Linked DNA regions of Homo sapiens: region 1 is linked to region 2. Evidence: chromatin contacts called from ENCODE Hi-C or POLR2A ChIA-PET data. All regions are on one chromosome and are shown on one strand. Each heading gives the region's core, a stretch centred on a gene start or an enhancer-like site at or near the end of the contact. The rest is flanking DNA. Distances are from core to core; before and after follow the strand shown. Region 1 holds the start of MLXIPL (MLX interacting protein like). Region 2 holds the start of BCL7B (BAF chromatin remodeling complex subunit BCL7B).

What was found. A loop is a pair of places that touch in the nucleus more often than their neighbours do. ChIA-PET counts read pairs that join two places held with the same protein, here RNA polymerase II (POLR2A). Pooled maps may share reads with other maps.
Region 1: a loop to region 2 is called in a map of gastrocnemius medialis, with 11 times the contacts of the local background. The contact joins the promoter of MLXIPL here to the promoter of BCL7B in region 2. A Hi-C loop is called at or near these places in 1 of 168 maps with a recorded cell type or tissue (gastrocnemius medialis) and 7 of 50 pooled maps. POLR2A ChIA-PET finds 5 or more read pairs at or near these places in 5 of 52 experiments (Caco-2, HepG2, RWPE1 and 2 more).

What each region holds. Positions count from the first base shown.
Region 1 is chr7:73,623,038-73,627,440 of GRCh38, forward strand. It overlaps MLXIPL (MLX interacting protein like), which reads right to left and starts at 1,485. Exons shown (of 17, transcript NM_032951.3): 1 at 1,163-1,485. The coding sequence starts at 1,455.
Region 2 is chr7:73,555,122-73,559,334 of GRCh38, forward strand. It overlaps BCL7B (BAF chromatin remodeling complex subunit BCL7B), which reads right to left and starts at 2,569. Exons shown (of 6, transcript NM_001707.4): 1 at 2,366-2,569. The coding sequence starts at 2,457. RefSeq lists silencers at 1,905-2,354, 2,375-2,424, 2,445-2,554, 2,605-2,844.

The DNA of each region.
Region 1 (4,403 bases), core at 235-2,734, 67 kb after region 2:
CCGACGCCCTGGCCGATCGGGTTGCAACATGACCTGGGCCAGGGGCCAGAGCTTGTGGGCCAAGGTTACTCCGCCTCCAGCCAATGGGGTCGCAGCTGGGCGGCTGCGGTTGGGGGCAGGCAACACTCCCCTCACAGTCCCCACCCCAGCTCCTGCTCCCCCGCAGGGCGGCAGGTGCCGATCTGTAGCCAGCGGTTCTCAGAAGGGGAGGAGGCGCCGCGGAGGAAGAGGAATATTTGCACAGAGAAAAGATCAAGGCCGGCCGATCCCCCTTTCTCCCCTACGGGTTTTCGGTTGATAATTTATACTGGCCCCTCAACTCCGGGGAACTTTGCTCCAGGGCACTGGGCCAGGCCTCGGGTTCGCGCCCTCCTCTGGGACGCGGGGCGTGGAGCGGCAGCGGGGCGCGGCCTGTGCGCTCTCGGTGGCACTAAGCGGGGGTCCCAGGCAGCGACGGGCGCTCAGCCTAGTGTGGCGACGTGGGTAGGCGAACCCAGGCCTCCCGGGCACCGGCGTAACCTCTGCGAGCTGCGCCTCTTGGACATTTCTGGGACATCCTCCTCCCGCCACCCTTAATGTAGCAGATCAAGAAGAGGTGTCTCAGCAATTGCGGGGAGGTGGACGTGAGAGTGGGCCAGTTCCAGTCCACTTTGGTTATGAACTGGGACAATCAGGGGCGCTGGGAGTATCTCAGGGTCCAGGAATAGGGCGGGCTTGGGCCGGGGCTGCTGGGGAGAAGGCCGAGGCCTGCAGGGGGTCGGGTGGAGTGGCTCCAGAGTGGAGAGTGGGGATGGGCGCGGGTGGCCTAGGGACCAGGGGCGCCTGGCATTTTTGTAGGGACGGAGGGGCTGGGACCAGAGAGAGGGGACCAGAGGTCCAGGTAGAGGTGGGGCGCAGGCGGTCTGCGCTTCGGGGAAGAGGGAATGGGGGAGGAATGGGAATCAGAAATGCGTGGGTCCGTCAGGGGCCAGCGGGCTGGGCCGCTGTAGGAGGACCTCGGGGCTGGGAGAAAGGGGGTGTCCAGGGCGTGATCGGAGCCTCCGGGAGCCGCAGGACCGGGCTCGGGTGGGGTGTTGAGGGCCCCAGCGCGCAGTCCTGCCCCGGACCCCCCCCCCATCCCCACCTGGAAGCCAAGGCCGTCAGGGCCCGGAACCGCCCTCACCTGTAGGCCAGGCTCAAGCACTCGAAGAGGCGTGTGAGTGTGGGGTCGATACTGCGCGGCCCGAAGTCGGAGGGCCCCACGGACCCCTCCTGGTCGCGCCGCCGGGGCAGCGAGTCGCTGTGCGGCGACGACACCATGAAGTGACCGCTGTGGATGACCTGCGAGCGGAGCAAGCCGCCCGCGCTGCGCCGGAGACTCGGGTCCTCCGAGTCTGTGTCCGAGTCCGAGTCTGGGCTGGGCGCGACCCGCGGGACCTGCAAGCCCGCGGCCAGACCTGCCAGCGCGCCGGCCATGGCTGTCGCCGCCGCAACCGCCTGGTCCCTGCTCCGCGCAGCGCGGGGAACAGCTCTTGGCCAGCCGGGCCTCATTAACATAGCCCCGCCCCCACACCATAGGCCGATCGGGTGGGCGGGGCCTGGGACGGGGCGGGGCTTGTATTAGCATAATCCTTACGCCAGGTGAGAACCCGGTGCTCTGGAGCTCTGGCGGGTTGGCCCCATCTCCCTTCCCGTCTTTCCTTGGAGTCCTGATAGAGCCGCCCCTACTTTGCTCCAAAGGGATATTAAGAAAGGTCAGGCCGGACGCCAGGGGCTCTTGCCTGTAATCCTAGCACTTTAGGAGGCCAAGGCGGGAGGATGGCTTGAGGTCAGGAGTTCGAGACCAGCCTGAGCAATATGGCAAGACCCCCATCTCTACCAAAAAAATGCAAAAATTAGCCGGACATAGTGGAGAAAGCCTGTAATACCAGCTACTGGGGAGGCTGAGGTGGGAGGATTCCTTGAGCCCAGGAGTTCGACAATATGGCAAAACCCTGTCTCTACCAAACATACAAAAATTATCCAGGCATGGTGGCGTGTGCATGTAGTCCTAGCTACTCCGAAGGCTGAAGTGGGAGAATCGCTTGAGACCAAGAGGTTGAGGCTGCAGTGAGCGGAGATCGCGCCACTGCACTCCAGCCTGGATGACAGAGTGAGACCCTGTCTCCACAACAAAAGGGTCCCCTATCACACCTGAGCCTGAAAGCGCCTCAGGACCTGGGGTTTGTTCTTTCAGGGGCACCCTCCTGTGAGGCCAGAGATCACCATCTCCCCTCACCTAACTCCTGCCCTTCACCTCCAACCCCCGCCCCCCATATTAGCTCTTCTGGGTCCTCCACATAGGTAGAAGCCCCCAACTCTCAGGGGCCTGATGTGGTAAGCCCAAGGTAATGCCCCTGAAGGGCCTGGCCCACAGGAGGTTGCTAACACCTCTAGTTAACATGGTGGCCAACACGGTGGCCGGGCGCGGTGGCTCTCGCCTTCAATCCTAGCACTTTGGGAGGCCATGGTGGGTGGGTCACTTGAGGCCAGGAGTTCGAAACCAGCCTGGCTAACATGGAGAAACCCCTTCTCTACTAAAAATACAAAAATTACCGGATGTGACGATGCGTGCTTGGCTTATAATCCCAGCTACTCGGGAGGCTGAGGTGGAAGAATCACATGAGCCCAAGAGGTGGAGGTTGCAGTGAGCCGAGATCGCGCCCTACTGCACTCCACCCTGGGCAACAGTGAAATCCTGTTTCAAAAACAAAATAAAATACTTAAGAAAAAATATATATTAAAAAAATTGTGATCATTACTTCACCTGCACAGAGAGGCCCAAGGGGAGCCTCGAGGGACTGTTACTGGTAGGGATGGGTGGCTCACTGGAAGGTGGACATCCCCTAGGCAGGCATCTACCCAGGAGCTCTGAGCCCCTTCTCTCACTGACACTGAGGTCCAGCTTTTGTTCCTGCTTCTTTGTATTTTTATTTATCTATATACTTCTATTTATTTATTGTTTTGAGACGGAGGCTCACTCTGTCACCCAGGCTGGAGTGCAATGGCACGATCTCGGCTCACTGCAACCTCTGCCTCCCTGGTTCAAGCGATTCTCCTGCCTTAGCCTCCTGAGTAGCCGGGATTACAAGTGCCCGCCACCATGCCCAGCTAATTTTTGTATTTTTAGTAGAGACGAGGTTTCTCCATGCTGGCCAGGCTGGTCTCAAACTCCTGACCTTAAAGCGATTTGCCCACCTCAGCCTCTCAAAGTGCTGGGATTCCAGGCATGCGCCACCGTGCCCAGCCTATTTATATATTTTTAGAGACAGGGTCTCGCTCTGTCACCCAGGCTGGAGTGCAGAGGCACGGTCATAGCTCACTGCAGCCTCAAACTCCTGGGCCAAAGCGATCCTCCCACCTCAGCCTCCCTAGTAGCTGGGACTACAGGCTCATGCCACCAAACCTGGCTAATTTTTTTTTTTTTGTAGAGATGAAATCTGCTTCAGCCTCCCAAAGTTTTGGGATTACAAGTGTGAGCCACTGTACATGGCCTTTCTGCTTCTGAAGCCTCTTTTCTCACCTTGAGGACAGAAACCAGACTGAGGCATTCACACCTGACACCTCACTGGAGCGTTTAACTAACAGCCTCAAAGATGGGTTCAGAGGCACAGGAGAGCAAAAACACACCCAAGCATCTCTGAGGGGCAGCAGCAAAGCCTGGTCTAGTAGATTTCCAGATTTCCCCCAAGGATGTCCCTAGTGGGTGGGGACAGGAAAGAGTTGTAGGCACATGCTAAGCTCTGCTGGCTTTCTGACAGGTATCCTGTGTGTGGTCATGTTAGGGAAAGCGGAGGAGGTGGTTTCCCATGTGTGGCAGCCTTGGAAAAGGTTGACATGCAGCACTTTCTTCCAGCCCACAGGAGGATCACACAGCACCTAGGATCACAATGGCAGTGCCCTGAGGGCCCCAGCCACTGGCTGTGGGAGGAAAGTGATTATCCAAGGCTGCTCACAGGCCAGCCCTTCCACCCACCTCCCTTGGCCGGGTATCTTCTGTCTCTGCCAAATGTTCGCATCACATTCCCAGGAGCCCCAGCTGTTCTGCTCCATCCTCCCTGCTGCCCTCTGTAGGATGTGCATTCTCTCTGCCCATCCCTGCCAGGTTAGGAAAGGGGGTTCTGATGCTCACCCCACTCTCCCTCCTTTGGAGGGGCTCTGCCCTGCTTCAGAGAGCCATCCCCAAGTGGCCCTCTTTTTTTTTTTTTTTTTTGAGCCAGTCTCAGTCTGTCACCCAGACTGGAGTGCAGTGGCATGATCTCAGCTCACTGCAACCTCCGCCTCCCGGGCTCAAGCGATTCTCCTGCCTCAGCCTCCCAAGTAGCCGGGATTACAGGCGTGTAACACCATGCCCGACTAATTTTTGTATTTTTAGTAGAGATGGG
Region 2 (4,213 bases), core at 1,319-3,818:
GAGGCCAGGCACAGTGGCTCACATCTGTAATTCCAGCACTTTGGGAGGTCATGGTGGGAGGACCACTTGGAATTCAGGAGTTCAAGACCAGCTTGGCCAACATGGTGAAACCCGGTCTCCACAAAAATACAAAAAATTAGCTGGGTGTGGTGGTGTACACTTATAATCAGCTACTCGGGAGGCTGAGGCAGAATTGCTTGAACCCGGGAAGCAGAGGTTGCCGTGAGCCAAGATCGCACCATTGCACTCCAACGTGGGTGACAGAGCAAGACTCTGTCTCAAAAAAAAAGAAATCAAATATAGGAAATGTCTTATGAGTCCATCTAATACAACTGTGGAAAGGTCTATGAAGGAGACTTGATCTAGATTGGGAATCTCAAGTGGTAAACCTAAGGAAGCAACTTTTGAGCTGAGCTAGGAGTTAACTCGGCAAGAGGGAGGAGAGGAGAGAGGAAGAAGAATGCCAGGCGGCAGGAAGAGCAGAGTGACTTCATTGGTAAGACAGCGGGCATCCTGGGAAAGAGCCAGCCAAGTGAGGCAGGAAGGAGGGCCTTCTTCAGTATTTATCCTAAAAGCAAGAAGGGAACCACTGAAGCATTACTAGGGGTGCTAGGATAAGATGCACATTTTATATATTTTTTTACAGATGGGGTCTCACTGTGTTGCCCAGGCTGGAGTGCCATGGCATGATCATAGTTCACTGCAGCCTCAACTCCTGGGCTCCAGCGATCCTCCCACCACAGCCTTCCAAATAAGGCTGTGCACTTTAAAAAGGTCACTCCGCTACTCGGAAGAGAGAAAAATAAAATCACTCAGTGCAAATGAACAGACTGGGGAATGAGCAAGAGCAGAAGCAGAGAGTTTACAGGGAGGCTGGTACAGAGTTCCAGGTGACAGGGGATGGCCCTTCAGCCTAGCCTGCTAGGGGCGGGGGGGTCAAAAATGGGGAGAAGAGAAAGGTGTACCTGTTCTTAGGTTTCACCAAAACCTCGGAGGATTAAAGGTGGACGAGGAAAACCATGAGTATGTTAAACTAATATTTATACTGAAACCCAACTATATATGAAGCCCTCAGACATAAAAAAGAGAAGGAACTTCCCTCTTGTGGGGAAATGGACAGATAAACACACAAATAAAGTCCAACGTACCAACGACCTTAAAGGAGGTAAAGGGATGGGAGGAGTTAAGGAAAGCTTCCTGGCGGGAGGTAACATCTACTTGAACTTTTATTTTCTGTAGAGACGGGGTCTCACTATGTTGCCCAGGCTGGTCTCAAACTCCTGGCCTCAAGCGATCCGCCCACCTCAGCCTCCCAAAGTGCTGGGATTACATGCCTGAGCCACCTCACCTAGCCAGACCTGGGTTTTTAAATTATTAGTAGTAATTGGCTATACAAAAGAGCTGACGAAGTTGGCTGTGAAAGTTTAATGTGATGACTCCGATACACACCGATATAGTATGTATCGGAGTTCCGGATACTAAACAGGGGCTCAATCGGCATCTTCCATGAACATTTTAGACACGGGGTCTCTCTCCGTAGCCCAGGCTGGAGTGCCGTGGCACGATCATAGCTCACTGCAGCCTCCAACTCCTGGGTCCCAGCAATCCTCCCACCACAGCCTCCCAAGTAAGGATGTGCACTTTAAAAAGACCACTCTGCTACTTGGAAGTGAGAAAAATAAAATCACACAGTGCAAATGATGAACGGACTGGGGAATGAACAAGAGCAGAAGCAGGGAAATTAGAGGGAGGCTGGTACATAGTTTGCAAAGGACTCTCCTGACAGCCGCCGGGGCAGCAAGAGAAAATGCCTACCAAGCTCGCGGCGCAGGGGCCGGTTACTGGGGGAAAGGGAGGGGTATCCCTCTGGATGACACCAGGCTTGCTCCCTTGACAGATGGACTAACCCAGAAACTCACCCAACTTCAACGCCTGAATACGCAGAGCGCTCAGCCTGGCGGGCTGACACCACTCCAGGGCTACTCGCTATTATCAAGAGGAAGCCTGGAAACGCAGGCGGGGCCACTGCCCAGGAAGAGGGGAGGGCGGGCCCCGGGCTGGGCCGGGCGCGGGCACCGACGCCAGGCAGCTCCAGTCCGGGCCGGAAGCCGGAATCCCCTCCCAGGCGGCGCGCGGCAGCAGCCGCAGCAGGTGGGCGGGCCCGCGAGCCGGGAGGACCGCTGATTGGCCGCGGCCGGCGCGCCCTCTGACCTCACGCCGACGCCAGCGGCGCCCTCCTCCCGCCTTCTCCCGCACCCCCCTCCCCCAGCGCCGGCCGGTCGGCTCCCACCTGACCCGCCAGTCCCACGCTCCTCAGGGCCTGGATCCGCGACCCCCGCCAGCCCCCTAAGCTCCGGCCCCTCACCATTTCCGCACTTTCTCGATGGCCGCCATCACCTTCTTGATGTCGTCCTTGGCCCGGCTGCGGGTCTCCGCCCGGACCGACCGGCCCGACATGGCGGCGGCGGGAGCGGCGGGGGCCGGGGCACTGCTCCCAAGACACCGGGGATCGCGCGCCTCACGCGCCGCCGCCCGCCCGCCGCCGCCGCAGCGTCACAGCGGCCGTCGCCCCCTCCGTGCGCGCGTGCGCGAGAAAGCGCGCGCACCCGCCCGCCCCTTGGGGCTCACGGCCTCAGCGCGCCTGCGCGCCCCGCCCGGGGCGTCCCTCCTGAGTGCCCCGGGAGTCCCCTGAGCCCCCTACCCGGGCCGGGGTGCGAGGCGGGTTGGGCGCACGTGCTTGTGGTCAGGGCGAGGTGCGAGGTGCCGCCGGTGGGCAACCTGGTTCTCTTCCCTGAGAGTTTGGAGGTCGGCTCCCTGCTCTGGCCAGCGTGTTAGGAACCTGACCCTGTGGAACCGCACTCCTGCGCCATCTCTGTCCTCCCGCCTCTCCTGCCCAGCACCTTTGCCCTCTGGCTCCTACGCTGTGCTCCAACCACGCCTTTCTTAAGGATGGCTTCCGGTCTTTGCACACACCTGTTCCTCACCTGGAATCCCCTCCTCTCTTTACCAGATGAACTGCTTTCCCAGCATTCAGACCACATTCTTGCCTTTTCTCGAGTATCTAGTAGTCCCAAGTATTTGGGAGGCTGAAGCGGGAGGATCACTTGACCCCAGGAATTTGAGGCTGCCGTCAGCTATGATATGATCGCACCTGTGAATAGCCACTGCACTCCAGCCTGGGCAACATATGGAGACCCCATGTCTAAACGAGACCCCGTCTCTAAAGTAAATAAATAAAAAGATGTCTATTTTGTGCAAGACTCTGTACCTAAAGCTGAAGACATACGTGGTTTTGGTTTCAAAGAGCTTCCAGTTTGTTTATTTATTGAGACGGAGTCTCGCTCTGTGACTCAGGCTGGAGTGCAGTGGTGTGATCTCCGCTCACTGCAACCTCCGCCTCCCGGGTTCAAGCGGTTCTTCTGCCTCAGCCTCCTGAGTAGCTGGGATTACAGGCGGGTGCCACCACGCCCAGCTAATTTTTGTAATTTTAGTAGAGACGGGGTTTTATCATGTTGGTCAGGCTGGTCTGGAACTCCTGACCTCGTGATCTGCCCGCCTTGGCCTCTCAAAGTGCTGGGATTACAGGCGTGAGCCACCACGCCTGGCCTTTTTTTTTTTGAGACGGAGTCTCGCTCTTTTGCCCAGGCTGGAGTACAGTGGTGTGATCTCGGCTCACTACAATCTCCGCCTCCCGGGTTCAAGCAATTTTCTGTCTCAGCCTTCCGAGTAGCTGGGATTATAGTCGTCCGCCATCACACCCAGCTAATTTTTTTATTTTTAGTGGAGATGGGGTTTCACCATGTTGGTCAGGCTGGTCTTGAACTCCTGACCTCGTGATCCACCTGCCTCGGCCTCCCAAAGTACTGGGATTACAGGCGTGAGCCACCGCACCCGGCCCAGTTTATTTATTCATGTGGAGAGGGGATCTCACTATGTTGTCCAGGCTGGTCTTGAACTCCTGGTCTCAAGGGATCCTCACAAAGTGCTGGGATTACAGGCATGAGCCACTGTGACTGGCTGAGCTTCCAGTTTAGTAGAACATTCAGACGAAAAAAAAATATTTATTTTTTACTTTTACTTATTTTTTGGTACAGGGCCTTGCTCAAGTGATCCTTCTGCCTCAGCCTCCTGTGTAGCTGAGACCACAGGCGAGGGCCACCATGCCTCGCTGACATTTTTTTTTTTTTTTTTTTGGTAGAGACAGGGTCTTCCT